Linked DNA regions of Homo sapiens: region 1 is linked to region 2. A link is an interaction called in ENCODE POLR2A ChIA-PET data of the cell type or tissue named here. Cell type or tissue: OCI-LY7. All regions are shown on one strand. Links, peaks and the distances in the headings refer to the core of each region. The heading gives the core; the rest is flanking DNA. Region 1 overlaps SYT16 (synaptotagmin 16). Region 2 holds the start of HIF1A-AS3 (HIF1A antisense RNA 3).

Evidence for each region. ChIA-PET counts read pairs that join two places held together with the same protein. Peaks named below come from ENCODE experiments on the same cell type or tissue, not always from the same donor. Only the 100,000 strongest peaks of a DNase experiment are listed, where the experiment ranks them.
Region 1: POLR2A ChIA-PET joins it to region 2 with 6 read pairs; 2 of 35 experiments call an interaction of 5 or more read pairs at or near these places.

The regions. Positions count from the first base shown.
Region 1 is chr14:62,069,948-62,085,182 of GRCh38, forward strand. It overlaps SYT16 (synaptotagmin 16), which reads left to right. Exons shown (of 8, transcript NM_001367656.1): 5 at 5,188-5,444; 6 at 10,887-11,327; 7 at 14,249-14,438. Among named protein-coding and RNA genes, the nearest start is that of LINC00644, 62 kb to the right of the region's middle. RefSeq lists enhancers at 1,035-1,536, 11,125-11,244. In OCI-LY7, for the core only: no CTCF peak of the experiment used is centred there; DNase peaks (open chromatin) are centred at 8,124, 8,804 and 9,294; H3K4me3 peaks cover 3,464 bases; H3K27ac peaks cover 4,200 bases.
Region 2 is chr14:61,745,992-61,761,226 of GRCh38, forward strand. It overlaps HIF1A (hypoxia inducible factor 1 subunit alpha), which reads left to right. Exons shown (of 15, transcript NM_001530.4): 15 at 943-2,267. The coding sequence ends at 1,094. It overlaps HIF1A-AS3 (HIF1A antisense RNA 3), which reads right to left and starts at 5,106. Exons shown (of 3, transcript NR_144368.1): 1 at 4,894-5,106. HIF1A-AS2 (HIF1A antisense RNA 2) reads right to left here and starts at 3,098. Exons shown (of 1, transcript NR_045406.1): 1 at 1,048-3,098. RefSeq lists a silencer at 5,128-5,437 and enhancers at 8,888-9,389, 8,994-10,193, 9,390-9,889, 10,592-11,177, 14,423-15,167 and 1 more. In OCI-LY7, for the core only: no CTCF peak of the experiment used is centred there; no DNase peak of the experiment used is centred there.

The DNA.
Region 1 (15,235 bases), core at 6,178-11,177, 320 kb after region 2:
TGGAGCAAAGGGGCTGCTTTGAACCTCCCAAGGGGACTGCCATGCAGGAGGTTGAGAGAGGGAATGGATCAGGAGTGGGTGGGTCTCAATACTAGGTTGTGGGACCCCTTCCCTTTCTTTCTTATTGGCCACTTCTTCCTAAATTTAGAATAGTATTTGTTGAGCTTAGCAAATCTTGTTCCCTTTTGATAGATACGAAAATGTCACGTACTTGTCCACTGACATTGAGAGTCTGTGCCATTTCTCCCATTTAGAATCATAAAATAAGTTTTCCACATATCTGTATAACTCCGGAAGATATTTTGAAGCCTTTCTTCTAATTAGTTTGCATTACGAAATCAATGGGTATTTTTATCTTTCAAATAAAAAAAGTAGTGTAATAATATTAAATAACCTTTTTCAAACAGCACATGCCCCTGCATCCTTACTCTCAGTCCCTGTAGTTTCTGACACACCCCACCTGCATGAAAATTACTGGGTAAGCACAAAGTCTTATGTCATTTTCCAGCATCATCATCCTAAATTTACATTTCACAAAGGGGAGGGGATACTCAAAGCTAGGGCAGCCAGCTTGGGATGTTGGGCAGACCTTGTTACAGGTCCTCCTCCCCTCTCTAACATTAGACCCAAAGTAACCTGGAGAGAGGGTGCAAACAGAACAGTACACTATTTCTTTGTGCTTTCCCAAGCAAAGGTCAAGGTATCTATCTGACTCCTTCATGCCCAGAGCCCTGAATAGACAAAGCCATTGTAACAGGGAAGGGTCTGTGAAGTGTATTTGGTAAAAAAGCAAGAGAAAATGCTATGCCACCCACCTTCATGACCTGGTCTCAGTTACCTGAGCTCTCTAACCTTTCCTTCTTTCCTTTTGGGAAGGTGGTCAGTCAAATGAGGGCATAGCTGTAGATGTTCCATATTTTCAAACCCAGACAGATAAAAAGGAGGGTGCAGAAATTGAGAGAAGATAAAACGGGAGAAATTTTGATTTCAGGATGAGCACAGGACAAGCAGACAGAATAAAGGATTAAAGAGGTGGAATTAACAAAAAGACCCCTAATTTTCAGCAGGAATAACTTGCTATCCATCATGTAGTCTGACTTATTGACATAAGCCAACATCATGTATTTTATTGCCATTCTTTTTAGCTCAAATTAATAAGTAAAGGCCCTATATAACCAAACCACAACATCAGTGGCCGCTGACAGAGTCATTTGCCCACACCCCCTCTCTTGGCTTTTCTCTTTCTCTGATGTTACATCACAGCATTCCTTTCTCTCCATTGAGAGGGCAAATGTTAGCTAATGAAAGTTAATAGCAGTTGATTCCCTGAGAACAGCTTGTTTAATCCTAAAGCTAATGGCCCCATTTCCCAAAAGCCCAAGTGTCTGGCTTCTGATTTACACAAATGGCTGATGTTCTGAGAGTTCTGACAACCATTCTAACCCTTATCCTTCCTGGAACGAGCAACAAATTATCTCTTGTCCTAACTGGCAATTCTGAATTTTAGACAGATGGTGATAGAAAAGGTTAAAGAGGAAAAAAATCTACTACATTGAATGAAGTACCTGTAGATTTTGAAGAAAATCAGCAGGATTTTCACAGAAATAGCCACATGCCAAACTTTAGGTTACCAGACGCCATGGAAATGTTAACATGGTTTTTATTGCTTGATTTTTTTTGTTCATCTTTATATCAGTGGATTTTTTTCAGTGGTAAAGAATCATGAAAAGATTAAGCATGCACTCCAGAGAGGAATTTTTTGGTATGCCTATTCTCTATTTAGCTGTTTTATTCCACTGTAAACATTGTTTTGTAAGATCAAATTTAGTTGTAGAAACAGTTCTTCCACTTTAAAAATGCATTCAAAAGTGCTGGACAGTGAAATTAAAGGGCCAAATCTAAGTAAAATCTGAAACATGAGTGAGCTATTGGTAGGTTGTCTCATATTTCATCTTAAGTGAAATCCTTCATTCTAGATTCTGTGGTGAGGCTATTTAGAACCATGTTCCAGGCAAGTTCTCTTTTGTCCTGTGTATCTGATTTAGGATTATTGCACACTAATTGTCAATGCATTCCTGATAACGTTAAAGAGGGTTTTTGGTCTAAGTGGTCTGGATTGGAGGCCTGTATGCAAGGTCTTTAGACGTGAAAGGTTAGCTGTAGAATAATAGTCCATTTCCTGGGGCTTTTTCTTTTTTTCTAGCAGTAACCTTATTTTTGTGTATGGAATAGTTATTCTGAGGATATTTCCTACAAGCTAGATGTTATTACTCTGGTGTCCTCAAAACCAGCTCAATTGTCTCCAGAATGTGTACTTAGTTTTGTTTGAGATGGTATATCTGCCATGGTTCAATTGGAGAACTAGAATCAGCAGGATTACATGCATATATGTACATACAAAATGTACATGTACATGCAAACACCTGCACATGCAGGGGTGTGTGTGTGTGTGTGTACCCCAAGAGATTCATTGCAAAGAATTGGGAAGGTGGTGGCTGGCTAGGTAACAGAAATACACAGCCCCCATATTTGCGGTACAGGTTGTTGGGAAAGGTAGGGGGAAACTCTAGGCATGAGCTGAAGCTGTAGTTCTTAGGTTGAATTTCTTCTCCCGGGAACTTCAGTTCTCTTAAGGTCTTTCAGCTGACTGCTTATGTAGGATAATCTCCTTTGCTTAAAGTCAACTGATTATAGGCTTTAATCACATCTATAAAATACCTTCGCAGCAATACCTAGATTTAGTGTTTGATTGAGTAATTGGCACCTATAGTCTAGCCAAGTTGACGCATAAAACTTGCCATCACAGATGGTAAGCAGAAGTCTTTGTATTTGGGTGGTGATCGGGGAGAGAGGTTTGGGAGTATGAAAAAAGTATTTGAATAATGGGGTTTTATTCCATCAAAGTGGGATATGAACTAAGCAAGTGGAAGAATTTCTCTGTTAAAATAAATTTGGTTGATGTGACATAGTTATGGCCTATAATTTCTAAGAAGCCAGGATACGTTTCTCTGACAACAGGCAATTACTTTTGTGCGTCTATTGAAGGTGTCATGATCTTCTTTAATTTAAAGGCACGGGAAGACTGCTTTATGGAAAGGTGAATCACCTTTCCCTTTCCTCCTCCTCGCAACTTGACTTGTACCCCAGATTTGCTTCTCTAATTCATTCCTTGCTTGTCTGTCATGGAAAATGGTTTGTTACATTAATATCATTCTTATGTTTTTCAGTTATGAATAACTTTTCAAGGCTTAATGTAGCTTTTGAAAATTCTCTTATTACTGATCTTGGTATTATCACCGTAGGAGTTAAAGTCATGAGACAATTTTATGGGGATAATTTCTTGGCAAAGTAAAATTTTGTGCTGAAATCCTGCTGGGTTCTACACATGTTGATGGATGACCCACTGTTTAATAGGACATTTTCCTGTTCGCATATGTGAGGAATGGGTGTGCTAATTAGAGACTTAGAAGAAAATCCTGCTTTATGTTGTAGGTTTTTGCATGTGGATTTTTCCTTGTTCTGTCATTTTGTGTGGCCTGTTTTTAGGATGTTTGCCAAATAACCGAAAGTCTGGATGTAAAAATTTTGTAATGTCCCATAAAAGTGTTTCCAAGGGGTCTGAACTGAATAATGAAGGATAACGAGGAAGATAGGGAACTTTCTCAATGGCCTGCTGTGATTTTACAAAACCCCATATTAGGAGTCTGAAGTTCTGCCCCGAGGATCTGCCTGAAGATGTTTTTGTATGGTCTGGTTGATAACATATTTTTAAAATTTGAATGCTTACTATACATGGGTCATGTACTCTGGTGAACCCCTGTCACCACCACTCATATTGCTGCATACCTGGCTGCTTTCAATATTTGCTACCTACCTAGACTTTAAAGTTCTCTGAAGGGTAAGTGATAACGCATTGGCAGATAAAGACTATGCAGTAGATATATGTGGCTTAGTACCATCCAGAAGCTTACATTCTATTAATAGCTGAGGTATCAGACTAACAAGGGAAAACAATTGCTACCATACAATGTATATAGAAGAGCTTTATGACATAGACTTTGCCAACCCACGCCCTTGTCCTGTCTACATCTCTAGTTTTCTTTCATCCTGGGATGGGGTCTGCTGGAGGAGAAAAGAGGCCAAAGAGATAAGAGATCCTCAATTTCTCTTTGGGTGTGGGAGGCAAATAGTGGGGGCAGCTATTTCTTAGGAAGACCCTGCCAGCTTTTCCTGACCATCTGAGGACACTCTTGACATGTAGGAAGACGAAAGGGATGAATGGAGGTGAGGGGTGCTGAGAGAGAAAAGTGTGGAGACTGAAGGAGTCAGGGAAGTCTCAGGAGTTGGTGGTGCTTTGTATGGGGAGGGAGGACAGGACACAGGGAGGGTTTGAGGGGCACTGTGAGCAGAAATACACAGCTAGTATTTTCATAAACCAGTGAGACCAGAGGAATGAGACATGGTCACTTGGGAAGCAGTGGAAAATGGGGTTGGATGGGTTGGATGAGGCCAGTTCAGGCCAGGCAGGTAAGCAAGCCTAATATTTACGGAAGGCCTTGCTGGCTGCCAGGTGAATATTATTTCATGTGTCCACAGTGACCCTCTGATGGCTTTTATCATTTTTTAGATAAAGAAGCAAAGATTCAGAGAATTTGAATATTGTCCGGGTTCTTATGGCAGAGACAGGATTTAAACTCGGATCATACCAATCCAAGACCATGGATCAAGGAGAGAACTTTTTACTTGGTAGGATCACCAAAGCTTTTTGAGCAGAGGGTAATGTGGTAAACACTGAAGAGGAAAGGAAGCATGGTAGAGTCGGGAGACCATACGATCTCCATATTAGATGACTCTTTTTGCTTTTAGATCCATTGCAGAAGTCTTGTGGTCATTAGCTCCAGCAAAATGCTGTGTCGATTTTATCCTTTTGACATAAATATATATTCTCTACACTCATATTTAAAAAGTATTAAGCCTTCTGATACGCCACATAATGAGATAATGTTCTTTTTCATTTTATGGATCAAGTTTCTTCACTGTATGGATAGAATTATGTTTCTGCAGGTATTATTGGTATGGGTTCTGTTTCTGCAATCTTGATTGTTGTGACTGCAATTACTCAATTTCTCTAGGTAAAAAGGTGTTAAAAATAATGCATTTGAAATGGTTTTCTTATTGCAAATTTAGATTTGGATGGAGCCAGCCAACGGCGTTATTCTGAGAATCTCTCCTACGGTGAAGATGACCACATCCCTGCTCACTCACAGTCCCCATGTGAAAGAGGGGATGCCAAACACCACGGCACATCTCACCAAGAGTCCAGTGTGGTCCAAAGCCTCAGGCGCCAATCCACAGAGGGCAGCTTGGAGATGGAGACAGCTTTTAATAGCCGGGGATTTGAAGATTCCTATGCCACTGACAGCTCCTCCATGTGGAGTCCAGAGGCAAGTTATTTGTTTTTCATTCTTTCATTGGTTCCCTTTCCCCTTCCCCTCTTTCCACTCTCCTTTCTCATCTCTCTAAAAAAAAAAAAAAATTCCAGAAAGGAAGCATTACTTTTATCTGCAATAAATTTTTGTCCAGATGACCAAAATCCCATGCATGTCAATAAAAGAGTCATAAATTTCTCTCAAAATGGAAAAAAAAGGATGAACGGTAAAAAAAAAAAAAAAGAAAAAAAGAAAAAAAAATAAGAATGGTGGCAGAATGGATCCAGGAACAGCCAGGCTTTTCTTTTATATAAAGGCTTTTTATAGACTTAATTTTAAATAATGGAATTTTCAGTTCTTTAGAGGGACTGGTTTATTTACTTCATGGTTTCAATTAAGTGGAGTCTATTTTTATTTAGCCCAAATCTCAAGTTACGATTATTTGATATGAAAATTATTTGAAAATTGAACTAAAATGAAATGGCCTTCCAAGTGAAATTATACAAGGTGTAATGATGCAGATCTTGCACTGTGAATATATACAAAATATATTTTGTGCCTAGGAGACAGCATTAATCAGTAATGCCCCTCTGGCCATTGACATTGGTTTTGTAGTAAATCTCTGATAAAAGATACTTCTTCCAAAGTTCTTTTTCAAGTAAAGCTTAGTCCAGAATAAATGTAACAATCAATCCAGAGATATGGCTGGAGGTGATGATGGTAGTAGCTACCATTTATTGAGCAGTTAATATATGCCAGGCACTGTGATAAGGATTTTACCAAATTGTTTCCTTTTACTGGCCCTTACGGTTATTTTTCCATTAGATAGATCCCTCCTATCATGATTCTGTGACATTGGAAGGCATTAAGGAATGGTGTTTAATACCTAATTTGAAATTAATTTTGATGAAATAAGTCATATACATATATAAACCTTTAATATAATTTGCAGGGATGGGGGAAGAAGGAGAGAGGTGAATGGATTTTATTAGCATCCATTTGAGAAAATAAACAGGATGCATCTCTTATTAGGACTTGGAGTGTCACACACGCTAAATGCTCAAGGTAAAAAAAAAAAAAGGAATCACAGAAAACCCTGTTTCCAAGCCTTAACTGCTAACATGTTGGCGTGTGTAGGTAGTATCTAAGGAGGGGTATGCATACACATCTGTGCCCCTGTGTAGATGTCTCTGCTGAGGACCAGAAATGGTAGCTCACATATGTGGTTTGTGGCTTGTTAAAAAGCAGCCCTTCATATGGAGGCACCCAAAGCCATTAACTTTATACATTTTGTTTAAAAAAAGAAAAAACTCTGCTTACCCGTTAGTTTACTACCAAGCCGTATCAAATCCCACACACTAACTCTTAAAAAATATTTTGAATCTCTCTCCCAAAAACAAAACAGACCAAATGATTTGCCTGCCTATTGATACTCTGTCTCCTTGGTGATTGTGCCATGAGGCTTGGAAGTGACTTCTCCAGGTCACCTCCCATTTACCTGCCTGCTGGAGCTTTAATAGAAGACTCGGTATTGAGGGTACTAAATGTTCTCAGACTCCAAAAATACCCAGACATCTCTGTGTGCTCCATTCAACCTCCTATCTATTTTGAGAAAAAACTGTAATTTGGTGCTCCTACAGTAGAACCTCAAATCCAACTCGGAGGCAGTTCCCGTAACTGCCTGCTTTGCAGGCTTAGCTTGCCTTTTAAGAAATGATTTATTTGCCTCTTAGCTGTATTGAGAACTCTGTCTTCCCCTGTGTATCTGGCATCAGGAACATATTGTAGGCCTGTTTACTTTAGGCCACACAGATGACATCAACACTATCTTACTAAAACAGAAAGGCTTTCAATTTGACAGAAAATCTTTAAACCTACCTGGGTTTTGACAATTTGACACAAGTATTCTCATCTTAAGGAAAAGCCCAGGATATTGGAGCTCAAGGAATCATTTATTTTGTCTCAGCAGGAAACTGGTCGTGCAGTGTGACTACCTGTTAGGCTGATGGATTTTCGAGCTCTGCTCTTCTCTGCTGGCGAAGGCCTTTGGCTTTTTCCTGCAGACCCAGGGCTTGGCAGGAAAGACAATGGGAGTGTGGCTGGTGATTTTGAGCACACAGGGAGACAGGTGTCCCACTTTTCATCTCTGCTTTCCACTGATTAATTGGTTGGCCTTGAGAAGTTAATTAAAATCTGCCAAATGGGGATAAGAATGAAGAGATTTTTACCTTGCAGGAAGGTCAGATGGATTAGTGGTATTAACAGTACCCAAGTGAGGAGCTCCTTCAGTTGCCTGGTGAGAGGTAAAGTGTGTTGAAATAATTAATTGCTATGAAAATACCAGCATTCACAAATCTTTTTCTCAAATCAACCCAGGGAGGGGCTACAAAGCCCAGTTTTCATGGGCCACAGCTTGAATTGGCCTATCCAAAGCCCAGCCATTGGCAGGATCTGTTTATTCAGAGGAGTTCTTAGGACAGTCAGGAGCTCTACCCAGGACTCTCTTAGAAACCTGCAGGTGGAGTGAGCATTTATCCGAAGAGACAGCCTGATACATAAGTGGAGAGAGCTCCTCATTCACTAAAATATTTTTACCTTGGCATTGAAGTTGACAAAACTAAGAGCTATTAACTAACATTAAGAGCAGGGGCCTCAAAGGATGTGAAAACCACAGAGAGTGTGATTCCAACCCCCACCTTCCGTCTTCTCCCCCTTCATCTTGTGCGCTTGCTCTCTCTCTCTCTCTCTCTAGTGCTCTCTCGCTCTCTCTCTCTCTCTCTATATATATATATATAAACACACACACACACACACACACACATATGTCTATATGTAGAAATAGTTATGCCTAAAGGTTTGGGGAAGAAGAAAGGAGACTGTATGTTTCAAAATAAGGTTTGAAATTTTGAGTATTGGATACGAGTTAAGGCAGGCCTGGGACTCAAACTGCCAGGGCATGAGTCCTGGATAATCTTGTCTGGGAATTTGATCTGGGCTTGGGGGGAGAGAGCGTGTTAGTTATTTAGTCTTTCTAAGCTTGAGTTTCGTCCTCCATAAAATGAAGATATTAAAATACCTACCTCATTGCATTGATGTAAATATTCAAAAAGATAATGTTTCTTAGTTGGGTTCCTCAAAAAAGCAGAGCCTACGTAAAGGCTTTGTTCCCTGCTTTGGGAGTGCAACCCCAGGGAACAAAAGTGCGAGACAAGGGAAGTAAGGCAGGGAAGAAGGGAGGTCAAGTGTGAGAATACACAGTTGAATTGGCCACCACTCAGTATGGCTAATTGCCTGATCTTGTGTGATCACACTCCAAGAAGCTGTATGAACTGATAGGACAACTGACTACGGGGCAAAAAGTAGACTTCACATATATTGGTGTCAAGCAGGGTTCTGCAGCTGTCTAAGCCTTGGCGGTCGACAGAGAGACCAATGATAAGAAATGAGAATTATATTGTGTGGGTAGAAGGTAAGACTTTATTGAGTAGTTCCAGGCTGAAACTACTTAGAGCCCATATAGGCTGTGCCTTAGGGGAAGATGGAACATGAGTTAAGGCCAAGAAGATCTGAAGTGTTTAAGAGCCAATTTTTATAGTCTGTAAAGGATTTGATATGGTATTTGGCATAAGAAATAGTTTAGTAGATGTTAGCTATTATTACTTATGGTCAGAAATGCAATACAGAGATGATCAAGAGTAGGCTAAAATAGATGGGAGTTTTAGGAAGAGACAAGGGAGTTTGAGAGAAGATTCTGACTTGATTTTTGAGTTGGCCTAAATCCTTGGAGACTTGCTTCTAATATATATACACTAGTCAGTTGTATTCAAAAGTCTCTATAGCAACCACTTTTATCACTTGAAACTAAGTACCTCTGAATAGAAACACTCACGCATGATTGCATGCTCACAGGAAAGGATATAAGAAGCTTCACTTATTTTACAAGAAATCTAAATTTTCTTGCAGGCTAATTTGAATCTTAAAAGAAAAGGATATTTATTAGATGTCTACTGTCTGTCAAGTCCTCTACTTTTTACAACATCCCTACACAGAAGGTACCATCTCCATTTTACAGTTGAGGAAAATAGAACATGGAAAGGATTAAATGACTTGCCCAGTGTCATAGAGCTAGTAAGTGGTAGGCCTGGGCTTCCTAAGGAAATACGAACCCAGAGAACCATGAACTTTCACCCAGACTATGTGGGAAAGTTTCATTGATGGATGCACATTTTGAGGCATTGTATTATAATTTGAAACGAGATCTCTAAATTAGCAAGTTCTGGTGTTCAATTGCATAAATAAGAACTGGTTTGCAATAAGAATCAGATCAAAGTTTAGTTACAGGTAAGGATCATGCCTTCAGAGGAAAATAGAATTATTATTGACATTATTTATAATTTGTTAGTGGGGTGGTTCATTATAATAAATGCAGCCTAGCTCAGTTTTCCCAGTAAGGTCATCAGATCTGAGTGGCTGCATGTAAATTGCTACCCAAGGGTGACATTCCATAAAGAGGGATGTGTGTTTGAGAATAGGTAGCACCAGTCCAGTGGTGGGAATAGATATTTATGCAGTCTGGTCTAAGCCAGGTATTTTCATATCAATGAAAACCTCACAACAACACACCAGCAAGTAGGCACATTAATGTGCATTTTTAAGCTAGACTACCGAGAGGCTGGTCTATTTGGCCAGGGTAAAAAAGCTAGTCAGTGGTAGAGTTATGATTTCAATTTAGGTGTTCTGGCTCCAGGCTCAGTGTTGCTGTTTACTAAAGGGCTGTGGAGGTGTCCTCCTAAATCCTTGCTGCTCAAAGTGTGAGCCGAGGCTAGCAGCGTCAACATCCCTTGTGCCTGTCCCAGAAATGGCAGGATCTCAAGCTCCACTCCAGACCTACTGAATCAGAATCCTCAGATGATTTAGGTCTACATTAAAGTTTGAGAAGCTCAGCCCTAAACCTTTTCTCCCACTTAGATTGAAAATATACTGAAGCATCACCTTCCTGGGACTCCCATCAAAATTCTTGTCTGTAGAAAGCTCTTGCCTGTGGAGAACAGGCTCAGGCTCAACCATCTGTATTTAGGGACACAAGGAAAAGTTGCCTATGGACAATTGCCTGTTGACTTAATTTTAGATTTAGCATCTCAGTTGGTTTCAATGATCCTGGGCAATTGTGCTTTTTGAGAGGCAGTATATATGAAAACACTTTGCAAAAATATAAAAGCTTTAGTTATCCATTCCAAAAACATTCACGAAGGCGCACCATATGCTAGGCACTTTGCCGTCAAAGAATTCACAGTTTAATGCAGCGATAGACCAGTAAACAGACCTATCTGATATAGAGGGAATACACTGGCAGTTAGAAAGCAGGGATTCTGAAGGAGCACAAAGGGGCACCAACTGGCCAAAATGTAATTGGGTATCATCATTTCCATTTCTAATTGTTTCCTCTGCCTGCAACAGGAACAGGACAGGACCAATTTGCAGGTGCCATCCGGGGTCTCAGAGCCCATCTCAAAGTGTGGTGACCTAGATGTCATCTTTGAATATAGAGCCGCCAGCCAGAAGCTCACAGTGACCATTGTGAGGGCACAGGGCCTCCCAGATAAGGACCGAAGTGGTGTCAACTCCTGGCAAGTTCATGTAGTGCTGCTGCCTGGTAAGAAACACAGGGGCAGGACGAACATACAGAGAGGGCCCAACCCCGTCTTCAGGGAGAAGGTCACCTTTGCCAAGCTGGAGCCCAGAGATGTGGCTGCCTGTGCTGTCCGCTTCCGCCTGTACGCTGCCCGGAAGATGACCCGAGAGAGAATGATGGGAGAGAAACTATTCTATCTCAGCCACCTGCACCCAGAAGGGGAAATGAAAGTGACTCTGGTTCTGGAGCCAAGAAGTAATATAAGCGTGAGTATGTTAAATGGTGCTGCTAATGATGTGGTGTGTTCGAAGACCTGGGATTGTCAGCCCTTGATTTAGTACGTTCAGTCTGTGAATTCAGAGACTTTAATTTAATTTTCCATTTGGCTCTCCTCACCCTTGTAAGCCATGATTTGCACTTCATGGTACAATGGGTCTTTCATGCCTGTCTTCCTGATAACCTGATGGATAAATGCCCTGTCCATTTTAGGACAAAATAGCAGCAGTGTGGTAGAGGGCATGGAGAAAAACAGGGAAGGTGGCTTGGCCCTCTGGATTGTGGATAACTGATCCTACTCCTCCTGCCCCCAATCTGCATCATGATGAATCTCAGAGATGGGACTTTCTGGGCAAGGTTCTTAACGGGTATGCTGGGGCAGACTGAGAGAGCAGCCCAGAACTTCAGCTGCTTCTGAAACCTTTCATTTGTGTTACTACCGTCTTCCCTCATACCCCATTTCCCTGCTTGCCACAGGGTTTCAAGGAAAGGTGTCATAATTTACATGCCTACAGGATGGGCAGCTCACTACTGCTGTGGGTTATATGTCATGTAGTATGCCCATCTCCTTTTACAAAACCACGTTAACAGATCAGGGAGCTCTGTAGGCTCTGGATTCAATCAGTCATTCATTCAGAGATGTTTACTGTCAATTATGGTATAGGCAAAGTGGATGCAGGAAAGAACTAAGCAGGCGATGCCTCTGCCCTTGGAGAGCTTGCAGTCTAGTGGTGGCCAAGTAGGCAAGGAGACAGAGTGATAGGCTGCCGCTTGTTTAGAGGATCAGAGAAAGTTTCTTTGAGGTGGTGATAAAACGCCGGAACTCAAAGCATCGAGAGAGCGAGGCTGGTGCTGTGAGGAGGATGAGAGTTCCAGACAGAGTGAACAGCACATGCAAGCAGTCAGGATGTGGGGTGGCCGGGGGAGTGGGGAAGCTTGTCATATCTGAGGAAGAACAAAGGAGACAGAAAGTCTGGACTGTAGTGGTGGCAGATCTGTCTGCTTAAATGTCCAATGATGTCTCAAAATTAACGTCTTCAGGCCTGAAATCCTGATTTTTGCCTCCCTAAATCTATTCCCCCTGCAGTCTTCTCCATGTTGCTTAAAGGCAGTTGCATTCTTCCAATTGCTGGGGTCAAAAATCTCAGAAGTCATCTGTGACTTTTCTGTTTTCCACCTGAAATCCTATTGGCTCTATCTTCAGGTACAACCAGAACCTGGCTCTCTGCTGGATTACTGAAATAGCTGCTCAGCGGTGGTCTTTCCACTTCTGCCTTTGCCTCTACAGACTCTTCTGGACATGGGAGCCAGAATGAGCTTTTTAAAGTTATAAGCCAGATGATGTCTCAGCTCTGCTCAGATCTCCCTTTTTTCTTAATATCTGAGTAAAGCACATCGGAAATGATGGAAAACAGAATGCAGTGGAGATCAGAAGGGATCCTGCGTGATAGAGCTTGGGAATGGGGATGATCACACCCATATTTATGCTTGCTAGGCCCTATGCTGTGTGCTGGTGGCACGGAGTTGAATGGGGAAAATGAGCTAGTGTAAAAGAACTTTGCAGGTGGAAGTCTTTCATTCACCAGTTATTTGTTGAGCACAGTTATGTGCCAGACATTAGGCTATGCACCAGGGACTGAGAGATTTATACGGATTCAGAATTTGATGGGAGAGGCAAGCAGTGAGTGACAGGTGCCACAGCGGGAAGCTTTTATAGGAGCACAGGAGGGGGAGTGAGTCTCACTTAAGAGTAAGCAAATATTTCATTGTTGAATTTTTATCTTCTAGACAGCAGGGTCTGTAAGACATCTATCACGACCACCTAGCCCTGCCGTTTACAAACTATGTTCCATACAGCCTCAGGTTAGGTGGGGGGCGCTCTGCAGAAATGTCTGTGGTTTGGTAAACAGGATACTTTCCTGCAGATGGGCAGAATATTTGATTCCTTTTATTGGTTCTAATTATTGAGTTTCTGGTCAGAAATTTGAAGAAATGATTTCAAACATTGAGAAGAAAGGTTTAAGTCAAGTCTAATGCCCTTGTTTCTGGTGGAGGAGATGGTGTTTCAGGGGGACAGGATTGCCTGCCCCCACAGGGTCGATTCCTACTCCCGTGCCTTGAGGGACAATCAGTGTCCTTCTCAGTTTTGTGCTCCTCCTCCCGATGTGCCCGTGCCTGGTGGGGAAGTGTAGGTGCTCAGGAGAAGCGTGCCCATGAATAAACATGACAGAAAGCTCAGGTTCTCCTGGGCTCACTTGGTGCCTGCCAGGTCGCTGAGACCCACAACCCATGTGTTGTCTTTTTTCTCAAACAGTTGTAAACGTGCTCATTTGTAATGTAAGTTATTTCTTTAAAAGGCAAAATTTGGCACCTGGCATATATTTAACAACCTTAAGCAGAACTAGGAGCCAAATGTTCTATGTGGGGGTAGACGTCCAGTGGTCATTTCTTTTATAGTTAAGACACAACGCCTCCTGTATTGCCATATTCATCAAGGAGCTGCAGAGAACAGAAACAAACCTCAGGCCTGGAGTGGAGGGGTTCCTTAGAAACATCCAAGCACAGATTACACAGGGGGGAATTTGAGTCTATATTGAATGTATTATTAACTCTCCTTGTATCTTAGAGGGTTTGATTTACACTAGTAATAACGTCTTTGTCCGTTTTGCCTTTAGAGAGGAAATATTGAATGGAGACAGCTCTTGAAACAAATATGTCAGTTCCTAATGCAGGGATCTCATCCGTGACTGTGCTCCCTGGGCCCATTGTAATTCACGCCGAGTGCGCCCTTAGTCATCTTTGGCAGTCATTGGGGATTGGGTCACAATTTCACCAAACATAATATCGGCTTTCTCTAAAAGAGAGTAGTGCAGCGTGGGCCAATGGATTCTTTGTTGTTCTTCCCCTCCAGAGTGGAGGGTCTCCGCTCAGCCCATCTGCGGTTTCTCACAGTGATAGTACTTCATCCACGCAGTCGCTGTCTCATGGAGGGGCGCCAGAGCTGTTGGTGGGGCTCTCGTACAATGCCACAACGGGGCGATTATCTGTGGAAATGATCAAAGGCAGCCATTTCCGAAACCTCGCTGTTAACCGAGCACCTGGTAAGTGTGAGTCTGTTCTCCCAGCTCTGGTTCTTCCAGAGGCAAGTGGAAAGCCCTGTCTGCTTTCATCTTAGTTCTTTAATTTTTACCATAAAAATGATCTTATTATGGCTTAAGCAAGCTTTCACAAAGAGATACCTCTGTATTTTTTAAATGGCTCTCTATTTAATTAGACTTCTTTGCTATCTAGATGTTTCTGGACATGAAATAGACTGGCCTGTGTGTCTATATTGTTTAAAGGAAAAGAATGAACAGCATTTTCAGCAACATAATGTGTATGGGCAATTAAAATCTGCTAATACGTCCTAGGCCCTCAACTTTAAAGAAAAAGAGCTCTGGCTTTGGAGTAAGGCAGATCTGGGATTGAATTCCAGCTTTACCTACCACTTAACCACTAGCTTTGATCTGATCCTGTGCAATTTATCCCTTTTCAGAACACAGCTAACTCATCTGACAAAAAAAGATATTAATAGTACCTTCCTGATGGAGTTGTTTTGGAGTTTAAATGAAATGATTTATTTAAAGCATTTAGTACCATGCCTATCACATAGTGAATGCACAAGAAATGTTAATGGTTGTGGTGGTGACAGAGAAAGGAAGTAAAGGAGGCAGATCTGGGGCAATGCAGGACTGGCTTTCTAGGGGAACTGCCACTTTTGAGATTGTCACTGGAAAGAGGGGTTCAAGGTATATCCCCAGAGCTGCAGTCCAAGGTTCAGAAAGCCAGACTCAAAAAGCTGCTGTTTTCAGTTGCCTCAACAGCCTCTCACCACCTAGGAAGTTAGAGATTGAACATT
Region 2 (15,235 bases), core at 7,933-12,932:
GGCAGCCAGATCATCTGAGGTCAGGAGTTGGAGACCAGCCTGGCCACCATGGTGAAACCCCGTCTCTACTAAAAATACAAAAATTAGCTGGGCGTGGTGGCGGGCGCCTGTAATCCCAGCTACTTGGGAGGCTGAGGCATGAGAATTGCTTGAACCCGGAAGGCAGAGGTTGCAGTGAGCCAAGATGGCACCACTGCACTCCAGCCTGGGCGACAAGGGTGAGACTCTGCCTCAAAAAAAAAAAAAAAAAAAAGTACAGTTGTATTTCATGTGATGGTCTTAATACAGAGATTAACATTTCAAGGTGGAGCTTTTCATTTTTAGTAATTTTCTTTGATTTCTCTATGTCCATGTGCTGTCAATATTGATAGAAGCTGAAATTTGTGAACTTTTATGACTTCTTTTTTTTTTTTTTTTTTTTTTGAGACAGGGTCTCGCTCTGTTGCCCAGGCCTGGAGTGCAGTGGCATGATCATAGCTCACTGCAGTCTCAAACTCCTGTGCTCAAGCTCAAGCAATCATCCTACCTCAGCCTCCTGAGTAGCTCGCACTACAGACATGCCTCACCACACCCGGTTGCTTTTTGTAGAGATGGGGTCTCACTATGTTGCCTAGGCTGGTTTCAAACTCCTGGCCTCAAGTGATCCTCCTGCCTCAGCCTGTGCTAGGATTACAGGCATCAGCTTTGATGCCCACCATATTTATGCCTTTTTCCAAATTGTTATTTCTTTGTGCCTTTATTGTATCCTGTAAACATTTCTGACACAGCAACAGTATCACTGGATTATACTTACTTTTTAACATAGTTGTGGTTTTGCCAGGTAAACTAAAAACCCTTCCAGAATTTTGCTTTATTTTCTATGATACCTAACACATTGTGGGTGTTTAATAAATATTCATTGACTAGATGAATGTATACTTAGGTATCTCTTTTGTTTTTCAGATTTAGCATGTAGACTGCTGGGGCAATCAATGGATGAAAGTGGATTACCACAGCTGACCAGTTATGATTGTGAAGTTAATGCTCCTATACAAGGCAGCAGAAACCTACTGCAGGGTGAAGAATTACTCAGAGCTTTGGATCAAGTTAACTGAGCTTTTTCTTAATTTCATTCCTTTTTTTGGACACTGGTGGCTCATTACCTAAAGCAGTCTATTTATATTTTCTACATCTAATTTTAGAAGCCTGGCTACAATACTGCACAAACTTGGTTAGTTCAATTTTGATCCCCTTTCTACTTAATTTACATTAATGCTCTTTTTTAGTATGTTCTTTAATGCTGGATCACAGACAGCTCATTTTCTCAGTTTTTTGGTATTTAAACCATTGCATTGCAGTAGCATCATTTTAAAAAATGCACCTTTTTATTTATTTATTTTTGGCTAGGGAGTTTATCCCTTTTTCGAATTATTTTTAAGAAGATGCCAATATAATTTTTGTAAGAAGGCAGTAACCTTTCATCATGATCATAGGCAGTTGAAAAATTTTTACACCTTTTTTTTCACATTTTACATAAATAATAATGCTTTGCCAGCAGTACGTGGTAGCCACAATTGCACAATATATTTTCTTAAAAAATACCAGCAGTTACTCATGGAATATATTCTGCGTTTATAAAACTAGTTTTTAAGAAGAAATTTTTTTTGGCCTATGAAATTGTTAAACCTGGAACATGACATTGTTAATCATATAATAATGATTCTTAAATGCTGTATGGTTTATTATTTAAATGGGTAAAGCCATTTACATAATATAGAAAGATATGCATATATCTAGAAGGTATGTGGCATTTATTTGGATAAAATTCTCAATTCAGAGAAATCATCTGATGTTTCTATAGTCACTTTGCCAGCTCAAAAGAAAACAATACCCTATGTAGTTGTGGAAGTTTATGCTAATATTGTGTAACTGATATTAAACCTAAATGTTCTGCCTACCCTGTTGGTATAAAGATATTTTGAGCAGACTGTAAACAAGAAAAAAAAAATCATGCATTCTTAGCAAAATTGCCTAGTATGTTAATTTGCTCAAAATACAATGTTTGATTTTATGCACTTTGTCGCTATTAACATCCTTTTTTTCATGTAGATTTCAATAATTGAGTAATTTTAGAAGCATTATTTTAGGAATATATAGTTGTCACAGTAAATATCTTGTTTTTTCTATGTACATTGTACAAATTTTTCATTCCTTTTGCTCTTTGTGGTTGGATCTAACACTAACTGTATTGTTTTGTTACATCAAATAAACATCTTCTGTGGACCAGGCCCCTTTGATCAGCTTTTATGTTCAAATATTAATAATATTTGCTTCAACACCTCCAACTCATAAAATTGTTTACCAACAATTTAAGCACTTATGAAAATTACATGGTACTGGTTATTTCTACATTTATCTTAGTGCCATCACCTTAATGTATGTTGAGTCCCTAAATGTCATGTTAAATAATAACAACCATAATATCCCATTGAAAAGAGTATGTTGTTAGAAAAGAAACATCATTTTTAAGTTTCTGAGCCTATTAAAATGCTCAAACACAAAATATTAGTATTTTTAAAATATGAATGGGATGAGTGAAGCAGTTCTCAGCATTATAGTCACAATGTTACAAAGGCTAGAGCTTCTCTGAAGATTTCTAATCTGTTCCCATTAACAGATTAATAAATTTAGACTTCAAATGAATAATTTGCCCAAGCTTTAAAAGTAATAGATGGCAGACCAAAAATGTAAGCTTAAGTTTCCTGACTCTAAAGTCAAACTTAGAACAAATTTGGTTTGTTTTTGTTTTAATGATACTGCGTTTTAAAACAAAGTAGCTTTATCCTTTTTCTCCTGTATTTTTCTTTTACAAAATAGCTGTATTTCTTTTATACTGATAATCTCATTTTTAAAAATCAGACAGTGTAGAAAGATATTTTTTAAAACAGAAAAATCACTATGAATCCCTGCACCTACAGGTACAGAAAATTATTTTTATGAACAAATTATGTAGGAAGTGCCAGAGCCTTAGGTCCTTTACCCTGAGGTATATATACTGAACAAAAGGAACTGAGCCACAGATCTCTTAGGTAGCTCTTTTTATCTTACAATGGAGGACAGTGATTACAATTATATGAAAATTTTGGAACAAAAGTTAATACTAAGATTCAGTGCAAAATTTGGGGGGGGGGGGGGCACAGGTATACTTAAGCACAAACACTGTGACCCAAAGTGCTTCAACATTTAGTTACAGATAGTAGTATACTAGAAGTGGTATTTTAGAATAAAGTGGTTGCTTAGTATTCACAGGTCACAAAACAAAAAATTATTCTTGTATAGCAAATTAGCTTCAGTTGAAAACTATTTGTAAAAGCAGATTATGTAATGACCAGGAGTTCAGGAAAATGACTTCTGAAAGCATTGAGAAGGGAAAGCCACGTTAAAGGACAGTACAGCTGGAAGGAAGCAAGTACTTACCCACTGCTCAGTCACTAAGACAACAAGCTCCTTGGAGTGCTTTAAGCTACGGAATAGCAGAACTGGCCCTTCCCAATTTTATGCACCGTCACAAATTTCTTCATAATGGTTTTGTCCAAGGCTTATAACCCAACCCTGGCAACTATAATCCTTACTTTATGAAACAGCTGTATTTCTTTTATACTCATAACCCAGAAAAATGAGAATGTATGTTCTGAGTATAAAAGAAATGTAGCTATTCCATAAAAATACAGGAGAAAAAGAATAAAGCTATTTTAATTTTTTTAATGCAGTATCATTAAAAAACAAACCAAGTTTGTTCTAAGTTTGACTTTAGAGTCAGGAGACTTAAGCTTACATTTCTGGTCTGCCATCTATTACTTTTAGAGCTTGGGTAAATCTTCATTTGAGATCTAAATGCTATATATAGTTCATTCATAGCAGTACCAGATAAGGGAGGAGTATATCTATACAGTATATAGTCTTGAAGAAGTGATCTAAGGCTCGGAGCTTTTGAGGTGGCCATGAGTGACTCCAAAGTCCATGGAGCTAACCACCCTGCAGTGCTAGCCAATCCAGTTGAACATACCCTTTTCTCCATTGTTAACTGTTTGTTTAAATAGCAAACAGAAGGCGGCAATGGAGGTGTGGAAAACTGAGGATCCGATGTCACTTGAAAGTAATGAGATCACATAACATTGAGGGAATGTCCTAAGAGGAGTGGCAGGGCATAAATAGAAATGAATAAAAGTGTTTTCAAGTGCCATTTAGTGGGTTCTGAATTTGAACTAGAGATTGAGATATCCAGTTATGGAGACATTAACTCAAATTAACAAGGTAGTGAATGGGAAAGCACAAACTATAAAAGACTGTATCAATGTATGGTATTTTTTCCCAGAGCTGTTTTGACTTAATGGCATAATAGATATGTTTAAGTTTTTATAACCTCACGATTATCATTCCAAATCTTATTTTCCTCCTAGAAGCCTCTGTACAGAAAAGATGAACTTAAAATTACTCGCTTTGTAGAAACTTAATCTAAAAGTTCAAAATGTTTAAGTAGCAATACCTAAAACAAGTTGCAGAGTAAAGAATCCTCTTTTTTTCTTTTTTTCAACATTAAGATTTGGTTAAATAAAACCTTTGCAAACGTGTTGCCAGCTGGAACCAACAAAAATGTAAAGAAAAAAACTTTTACTTTTTTTTTTTTAAGTTTTCCACTAACCACTTTGCTCACATTTCGTTCCTTTAAATAGAGATGAACCTGTCGTCCCAGATTATTTTACAGAGAAATAGTGAAATTAGTGGAATTCGATACAAAAATAGTCTCCCTGTAGGATAAAAGTTATACTTTACCATAAACCTTCCTATGAACGCCTTCTGGAGCTTTGATGTGTTCACACCTTTCAGAGGTTTGGACATAATTTTTATTCTTACCTGTAGTGGATAGTTTTTCCAAGACGCTGCCCAGACACCCGATCTCCGTGTACTATTGAATTTCGTTTATTCCCTTGTCTTGGCTCCATTCTGGGACGGAGAGGAAAGACAGGTGCCTGAGAGCGGCAGCGGTCAGAGCCCCGCGGGGAGAATACCAAGCATGCGGAAGGTACCCGGCACCCTTCTGTTCCTGGTGTGGCTGGCGCTACATGATGAGGATGCGAAACCCAAGCCAACCCGAGAAACTTCCCGAGCCCCGCCCGGCGCGCGGCAGGCCACGCCTCAGTACGTGCTCGGGCGCAGCACCGCAGTCCCGGGCCCCGCCCGCGGCCCCGGCCGTGGGCTCCAGGGCTCCAGCCGCGCAAGGCGACTTTCGTGTACGCTGTGGGGTGGCTGCTGCCCGCTGCGCGTACGTGTGGGAGCGCATGCGGGAGGCCCTGGCCGCTCCTGGCCTGCGAACGGGCGGCGCCAGGCGTGGGGGGTCAGCCCTGGGCTTTGTCTTCTGGGACTTGTCAAAGTCGGAAGCCTAGTGCTTCCCCAAACTTTGTTTTTTAGATGGGGGGGGCGTGGGCGAATGGGACTTGATGTATTGCGGAAGAGCTGCCTCCCGAAATTCCCAAGCAAATGCTTTGGGGTATGAAGCTTTTTCTTTGTAGAATAGAAAAAGTTGAGTTCTAACAGATTGGATAGTGGTTAGTTATATAATACTTTTTTAAAAAAAATTAGACATCTAATCAAAAATAGAGGAGTTCTATGTTTATTTAAATATATTCCTCTTAAGGCACTCAAAGAGTTCGTTTATTTTAAATAAAGCACGTTGAGATATGCCTAGTTAAGGATCTCGAAACTTTATCCCACTTGGTGCCGTTTTTATTTTGGTGGTTTTGTGGGGGGTGGTTTTTTGGGCTTTTTACTGTTTTGATTTTATTGTATGCCAGCTATTGAGAATCCTTTGGGAGAAGATAATCTTGTTGGACAGAAGGGAGATGAGTGTATAGAGTACGGAAAAAGCTTGGAGCCTTAATCTCTGTAATAATTGGTATGTTCAGATTGCACAATGTATTATAAAGTACAAAGCCAGGTATTTAGAATAAATAACTTCGCCTCTGCATATCCACAGCTCACTACATTTTACATTTTATTTTCATTTGTTTCCTTCAGGAAAATTCATTGTTTGTGGTTTCCTCAAATAGCATTTTATAGAAAGCAAAGGTACACTTTTCAAAAGTAGTTGAGGTGTTTTAGATACTTTTTTACTAATAAAAACTGATCTGTAGCCTCACTTATCATATGTGTGTGTGTTCGTGTCTAATCAGGGAGGTGCCCTTTAATGAGAGTGCCATAATTCTTTTGGTCCTACGGATGCATAATCATTATAGATGGACAATTTTCCATAGAAGAGAGCAGGCTGGTGGGGCTGTAATATTTATCACAAAGGGTCATGCTTTTTACAAAGTAGAGAAACACTGTGTAAAGTCAGACAAGTAGATTAGGATTCTGTGAAGTAAAATCTAATTTTAAAGATCTTTGAAATATTAACATTAAAAACCCTGTTTTATGTAGAGATCCTTTCCAAATATGACTGGATAATATTATTTCCTCTGAAATGGATTTTTAAAAACGGTTCTACATACAACTGCTATGACAAAATCTTTCATAGGCGTACAGAAACAAGCTGGACAGAAGTCATAAACTGTTGCCTGACTCCCTAATCTGCTGGTAGAATATTAAAGCAAAAACCTAAAGAAAGTGAGCTACAAATACGGAAAATTAGAAAGGAGCCAATACAGCCTGGGAGGTACTTTGCATCAGCCTTTGCCTCTTACTTAGAGTTTTCCCAACTGCAAATATTTATCATTCCTGTGAATTTCCTTATCACTTCCTCTTTAGCTTTCTCACTTCTCTTTTTTTAACCTTATAATTTTTGCATGTCTTATCCCTCGTACTAAACTCTTAGTTTCTTCAGAGCATGGTTCCCATCTGACTCATCTTTGATCCGTCCTAAAGCCTTCCACTCTGCATGCGCAAAAACAACTCACACATGATCCAAGGTGGAGAGGATTTCAGGTGTGTCAGAGACTAGAGAAGAATTATGATCAGAGGAACAAAGTGGGGAACAGAACCATTTTCTAGCTCTTCCAGGGAGATCCATTCAATCAATGAGTAGTGTTGAGTGAGTACAAGATATTATTCTAAGACCTCTAGGTGATATAAATATTCTAGAATATGGTGCCTGCTATCAAGGGTGCAGTTAATTCCCATTCTGTGAGGTATTCACAAATTCAACTGTACTTGTGCAAACACAGTTGAAATCTAAATAGAGTTTTTATTGGCCCTTTGAGATGTTCCAAGCCACCGTTACCTTTCCTTTTCATGGACTGTCTCCAGCTTGATAATCACCGTCTCCAGCCCAGGGTGCTCCCCGCAGGCGCCCCAAATTTGGCATGTCAAAAATTAACTCCTTATTTGTCTTCCAAATGGCTTCTCCTCTTGCATCTCCTGCTCAAGGAATGGCACCATTCAGTCTGAAACCAGAACCCTAGAGGTCACTTGTCACTACTCCCTTATCTACCATATATAGTCTGACACAGTCCTTTGCTTTTCTTAAATTATAATTATGGAAACTTGAACATGTACAAAAGTAAAGAGACTATAATGATGCCAAAGTGTCTTTGCAATTTGTGTTCTCTGGGAAGTAGACTCTGAGATGGAGATTTCAGGTGATTTATTGGGGAGTGCTTTTCAACACATGTGGAAGAGAAAGAACAGAAGTAGGCAGAGGGAGAAACAGCTGAGGAGCAGTCCCAACAAAGCCTTTAGCAGCCACATGGGGAGCTCTGGAACTGCAATAGCCCTTGAGACTTGTCCCAAGTTACAGGGAGTATGGAGGCCTTTACACCCCTACACTGATCAGTCCCTTGATGTGGGCTGCCCCCAGGAGACATGACCTTTAGTAAGGCAGGTTTCTTCACCTGAGACAATCCCCAGAAAGGGCTGACAGCTGAAGACCATCTTCTGCTGCACTTCCAGCAGCTTGGAGAGTAAGTGGTTCATTCCTGAGACATCTGTGTGTCATCACAATATCACCCACAGTGCAAGCTTTAACAGGGGTCAACTCATGGATGATCTTTTTTTCAGCTGTACCTCTACATACACGCACACACACACAAGTGTACCCATTATTTTGGTTTTTGGGTTTTTGTGGGTTTTTTTGAAATTGAGTCTCACTGTGTCGCCCAGGATGGAGTACTGTGGCACGATCTCGGCTCACTGCACCCTCTGTCTCCTGTGTTCAAGCGATTCTCCTGCCTCAAATTTTTGTATTTTTAGTAGAGATGGGGTTTCACTATGTTGGCCAGGCTGGTCTCAAACTCCTGACCTCTGCTGAGCCACCTGCCTTGGCCTCCCAAAGTGCTGGGATTATAGGCGAGAGTGAGCCACTGTGCCCGGCCAATAGCTACTAAATTTTAAAATTACTTTTTTCCTGTTAACAAAAGTAATCATATTCCTTGTAAAATGTTATAAAGATACAGAAATGAATTATGTAAGAAGTAAAGTCCTTTGGCACTCCACCTCCAAGGACAACTACTGTTTTACATTCATTATACTGTTCCCATTGAGAACATTTGAAATATAGAAATAACATAATCATAGTGAGAGAGAAAGGGCAGGTCTTTAATTTTCCTTTACCACCTTGGAATGTAAATAAATGGTTCCAAGTGAGAGAAGTCTCTAGATCTCTTCCGAATTTTCTTCTTTAAGATTGATATCTAGTTATCCTTTACTCAAACGGTTCAGGAGCACTGAGAAATCCAGGGAGAAAAATCTTCCAACTCAAGGCATTCCAGGCCTTGAGACCTCTTGCCTATTTGTCCAAATTCTGCTAACTTCTTTCCCTTGCGTCCTGTGTCCCAGTGATGTAACCTTCTAACACGCTCTCTGACCTCTTTGTCCTTTGTAGTTGCTTTCTCTCTGTGTCTGCAACACCCTTCTTATTTCATCTTCATCTCCTTAATTTCCTGCATTTTTCACAACTCATTTCTACTTTAGAAAGCCTATCCTCTCAGGGACTGGATTAGGAGATTCTCCTCAGTGTTCCCATTTTGTGTGGTGTTTAACTCTTGCACGGTATTAATCACACTAAAATTGTACTTATGTACTTGAAGTGAATTGTTCTGTACTAAATGATGAGCAACCTGAAGATAGGAGTTATGCCTTTAAATGCATACCTAGCAGAATGGCAGCTTAAAGAGCTCTGTGGCCTCACTCCCCATGAAACAACTGTAACTGGTGAAGCACTTTAAAAACAACCATTTAAAGTTTATTGAAACTGCCCAAAGGTTATACAGCAAATGAAGAACTGTTTATTCAAGAAAATCTACTACATCTTGGTAAGAACAGCAATAGTTAGTCAGAGGTACTCTCAAGTACCATGCCTCACATGCCACTCCTCACATGCCACTCATGCCTCACATGCCACTCATGCCTCACATGCCACTCATGCCTCACATGCCACTCATGCCTCACATGCCACTCATGCCTCACATGCCACTCATGCCTCACATGCCACTCATGCCTCACATGCCACTCATGCCTCACATGCCACTCATGCCTCACATGCCACTCATGCCTCACATGACTTGCTGCTTCTACCACCTTGCCCACCTTGAGGAAAGTTCCACACAGGTGGGTATGGCCAAGAAGATGGGGCTCCTTCTTCTCCCAAATCCCAGTAGAGGACTATGAGCATTTTGGTCACAACCATTTAACCAGTCTTTAGGAAATTCCAAACTTTCCCTCATCTTCCTGTCTTCTGAGCCCTTCAAACTCTTCCAGCCTCTGCTCATTACTCCTGTGCTCATTACTCTATGAAAGGAAAATAAATCTCAGAACCACAAAATCACTAAACCAAGGGAAAAGTCAAGCTGAGAACAATGTCTTATTTAGGAATAAAACTTCTAAATGAAGTTGTCCTGCCTAATCGGACCAAACCAATGTATATCTTACACATATTGATTGATGTTTCATGTCTCCTTAAAATGTACAAAAGCAACCCAATCACCTTCAGCACATGTCTTCAGGACCTCCTGAGGCTGTGTCACCAGTGTGTCCTTAACCTTGGCAAAATAAACTTTCTAAATTGATTGAGATTTGTTCTAGATACCTTTTGGTTTACAGTTTGAAAGCCACTTCCACATCTTTGTAGCAATGCCTCAATCCTGGTACCAATTTTCTGTGTTAGTCCACTCGTGTGTTGCTATAAAGAAGGACCTGAGGCTTGGTAATTTATAAAGAAAAGAGGTTTAATTGGCTCATGGTTCTGCAGCCTGTATAGGAAGCATGGCACCAGCATCTGCTTGGCTTCTAGTGAGGCCTCAGGAGCTTCCAATTATGGCAGAAGGTGAAGGGGGAGCCAGCACATCTCATGGTGAGAGAGGGAGCAAGAGAGAGAAAGAGGACGTCCCAGACTCTTTTAAACAACCAGATCTTGTGTGAACTAACTGAACAAGAACTCACTTAGCACCAAAAGGATGGTGCTAAACCATTCGTGAGGGATCCACCTCCATGATCCAATCACCTCCCACCAGGCCCTACCTCCAACATTGGGAATCACATTTTATCATGAGATTTGGAGGGGACAAACATCCAAACCATATTGTGTATCTCCCTGGAGGGACAAGCTGCCAGCATTTCTACCCGCTCTCATGTTCTGTTGCAAAGGCTAAATTCCAGATGAGTGTGGCCTGGAGAATGGAAAGACTGGGGACTCCTTTCCTCCTTTCAGACTGCATTCACAGAGCAGTGGCTCTATCCCAGGTGTAGCAGACTGAGAGTAGTGGAGCCCCAGTTGCCCTTATTGCAGCTCACATATAGGGTGCGAGTTCCAAGCAAGGACAGGCAAGCTGAGAAGAATGAATGGAAGCTACTTCCCCCTTGCAGAGCCTTGCTTATAAAGCAGGAGAGTCAGCCAGGCGTGGTGGCTCACGCCTGTAATCTCAGCACTTTGGGAGGCCGAGGTGGGCGGATCACTTGAAGTCAGGAGTTCAAGACCAGCCTGGCCAACATGGTGAAACCCCGTCTCTACTAAAAACACAAAAAGTTAGCTGGGCATGGTGGCGTGTGCCTGTAATCCCAGCTACTTGGGAGGCTGAGGCAGGACAATCACTTGAATCCGGGAGGTGGAGGTTGCAGTGAGCCGAGATCGTGCCACTGCACTCCAGCCTGGGGAGCAAGAGTGAAACTCCATCTCAAAAAAAAAAAAAAAAAAAAATGAAGGAGAGTTACTCTGAGAGAAGAAAGTGACTGTCCCCATCCTCAGCTCTGGCTGGAGCAGTGGCTCAGAGATTTTGCTCAGGGGGAGAAACATCCATAAGAAAAGAAAATTCTGAAGCTCTTCCCAGAAGAAATTAGTTTATTTGGAACGGAGTAGGGGAAAACTTGAACCTAAAGGTGCTCTTAAAAACAATGGATATTTTGGTTGTAAGCAATTAAGAGGAGGCTAGTACCTTCTAAAAGCAACAAGCTAAACTGCAGACCACTAGTTTACCAGAAAAAGCTAGGGAAGAAATGGCTAAGAAGAGCCTTCCTGGGATCAGAGCAAACCTCAAGATTGAACTCAAAAACTACCTCTGCAAAGGAGCCTAAATTTAATCAGATTAGACAATGGAGTAATTTATTCCCCCAGGGCATTGTCAAAAACAACAGAGCAATCAGCTAGCAATTAGTGGACTCTAACAGCTGGGTGGATACTAAAAGGCAGACAGTTTGACAGAGAGATGGGGAAAGACAAAGATTACTGGTAAAACCACTATCATCCCAGGGTGAAGGGTCTAAGGAAGGTCAAGGCTGCAGTCTCTGAGGAGCAACATCAGAAGCTTCACACTGAGCTGGGGAACTGGACTTCACTAAAGCACTCCAGTCAAGTCAGTAAACAAATAAATAAGTAAACAAAATCAATAAGCTTCAGAAGGGGAAGCAATCAATACCCAGATTTATATAATAAATTGTCTAAAGTATCAAATCTTTAATAAAAAATGCATGAGATATGAAAAGAAACAGGAAAATTTGATCCATACACAGGAAAAAAGGATGCAAGAGAAATTACATAACAGAGGGCTCGATGGCTGACTTTTTAATAAAGACTTTAGAGCAGTCATTAAAAGTATATTCAAAGAATCAAAGGAAACTCTGCGTAAAGATGTAAAGGAATGTATGGTGACAATAATTCATCAAATACAGAACACAAATAGCTAGAAATTATTTTTAAAAGAGCCAAATAGAAATTCTGGAGCTAAAAAGTAAAATAACAAATAAAAACATCACTTCATTGAGCACCTACTGTGTATCAAGTACTTATAGGTGCTGATGGTACATTAGTGAACAAACACACACCCATTCTCCCAGGTTTATCTTTAACAGTATGGGAAGTCTTAGCCTGGGAAATGAAGTAAGAGGGAAAGAAATAAAAGCGATAAGGACTGGAAAGGAAAAAGCAAACTATTATTACTACTGTTATTCACAGCTGCAGATATCATCTATATAGAAAGCCTAAAAGAATCAATAGAAAAATTATTATAAGAGTTTAAACAAGGGGACTGGATACTAAATAAATATATATAATTCAATTGCATTTTTATATATTGGAATCAAGCAGTTAGAAAATGTAAGGCAAAGATACTAAATACAATAGCCACACAAAAACATAAGACATATAAGAAAAATCTAACAAAAGACAAGTAAAAAGTTCAGGGAGAAAAATTATGAAACTTCAGTAAAGATGCTACAGGTGACTTAAAGAAATGTTTGTGGATAGAAATAATACAATAAAGATATTATTTTGGCCAGGCGCAGTGACTCATGCCTGTAATCCCACCACTTTGGGAGGCAGAAGCGGGTGGATCATTTGAGGTCAGGAGTTTGAGACTAGCCTGACCAACATGGTGAAACCTCAATCTCTACCAAAACTACAAAATTAGCTGGGTATGGTGGCACATGCCTGTGATCCAAGCTACTTGGGAGGCTGAGGTAGGAGAATCACTTGAACCCTGGAGGTGGAGGTTGCAGTGAGCTGAGATCGCGCCATTGCACTCCAGCCTGGGCAACAAGAATGAAACTCCATCTCAAAAAAAAAAAAAAAAAAAAAAAGATGTTATTCCTTCCCAAATTGACTTACAGATTTAATGTAATTCAATTGAAATCCCAATGGCGCTATCAGAGAAATTTGACAAGTCAAATTTAAAATTTATATGAAAAAGTGAAAATTCAAGAATAGTCAAGATACTCTGTAGTAATTAGTGTGGTGTTAGAGAAGTGAAATCTAAATGGAGCCTTGAAAGTAGATAACAACCCTAGGAGTAGACTGAAGCTGGAGCCGGCACTGAAGGTTCCTTCCTGTGCCAGGCTTAACCACTTCAGTTTTAGAGGCTGGGAGGTTGAGGGATTTGTGGCCTGGGGGGCCCAAGTGTTTGGGATGAGGGTAGTAAGGAGGCTTAGAGTGGTAACTGTTATACTAACAGTAATGGAAATACTGCACTATGGTTTGGTATTTTAATAACAGGTACAAAGCCATAGTTGTGTACTGTTTGCAATTAGCCATGCAACTTGACATATAACAGAAGTGAATTTTGGGAAAGGATGGACTTTTCAATAACAGATGCTGGAAAATTATACATACGGGAAATACATATACATACATATGGTTATACATATGGAAAAAAGTGAAATAGGATCCTTATACCATACATAGAAATAAATTTTTAGATGGATGACAGTAAATTAAAAGTGAAAGGTAATACTTTCAGAGTTTCTGAATAAAATTGCAGCAGACATGTTGGCAGTCTGTTCTGGTCTGAATGTCTCCCAAAATCAATGTGTTGAAACTTAATTAACAATGTGATAGCATTAAGAGGTAGGGCCTTAGCAGGTAATTAAGTCATGAGGACTCATGAATGGGATTAGTGATTTTATAAAAGGGCTGGAGGGAACTAGCTAGGCCTCTTTTGTCCTTCCGCTATTATGCCATGTGAGGACACGGCAACAAGGTGCCATCTTGAAAGCAGAGAGCAGCCCTCACCAGGCACGGAATCTGCCAGCACCTTGATCTTAGATTTCCCAGCCTCCCAGAACTGTGAGAAATAAATTTCTGTTGTTTGTAAGCTACCTATTCTATGGTATTTTGTTATAGCAGCAGAAATGAGCTAATACGTGGTCCAACAAAGACGTGTGCACCTCTTCCAGCGATTGAAACTATTGTTGGGGAGAGGTTGCCTAATTAGTGATGACGTTTCTCAGCCACCTTTGCACCTGAATGGGTCCATGTGACTGAGTTCTGGCCAATGGAATGTGGACTGAAATGGTGTATAACAGTGCTTCTCAAATTATCTGTTGTAATGAACCATTTCCCAAATGGTTCCCCCACTCTATCATGGGGGAAATAATGCATTTTGGCTCACTGCAACCTCTGCCTCCCAGGTTCAAGTGGTTCTCCTGCCCCAGCCTCCCAAGTAGCTGGGATTACAGGCACACGCCACTACGCCTAGCTAATTTTTGTGTTTTTATTAGAGACGGGGTTTCACTATTTTGGTCACGCTGGTCTCGAACTCTTGACCTGGTGATCCACCCACCTCAGCCTCCCAAATTGCTGGGATTACAGGCGTGAGCCACTGCGCCCAGCCAGTTGCAATACCATTTTCATAAAACTCAAAACCAACCACAACTAAAAAATATACCGTTTAAATATACATACATATGTGATAAAATATATACATGAGAAAGAGAAACAAAATTCAAGGTAGTTATTTATTTATTTTTTGAGATTCGGTCTCACTCCGTAGCCCAGGATGGAGTGCAGTGGCACGATCTCGGCTCACCACTGCAACCTCTGTCTCCTGTAACCACCATCTCCCAGGCTCAAATGATCCTCCCACCTCAGCCTCCCGAGTAGCTGGGACTACAGGTGTGCACCACCATGCCCGGCTAATTTTCACCATGTTTCCCAGGCTGGTCTCCAACTCTTGTGCTTAAGCAATCCTCTTGCTTTTGTCTCCCAAAGTGTTGGGATTTCAGGCGTGAGCCACCGTGCCCAACCAGTAGCTGTGATTAAAGTAGGGTACAGTCAAAGGAATAGGTCAGAGGAGGAAATCGCAGATTGATGTGAAGGCGTTGGTAATGTTCTGGTTCCTACACAGGTGAAAGGTGTACAGGTGTTTAACTGCTATGCTTTTTATCTCACACATCGCATAAATTTTTCTGTGACATAAAATATTACATAACATTTAAAAAACAGGTCAAGAGGGCAGGGTGCAGTGGCTCACGTCTGTAATCCCAACACTTTGGGAGGCCG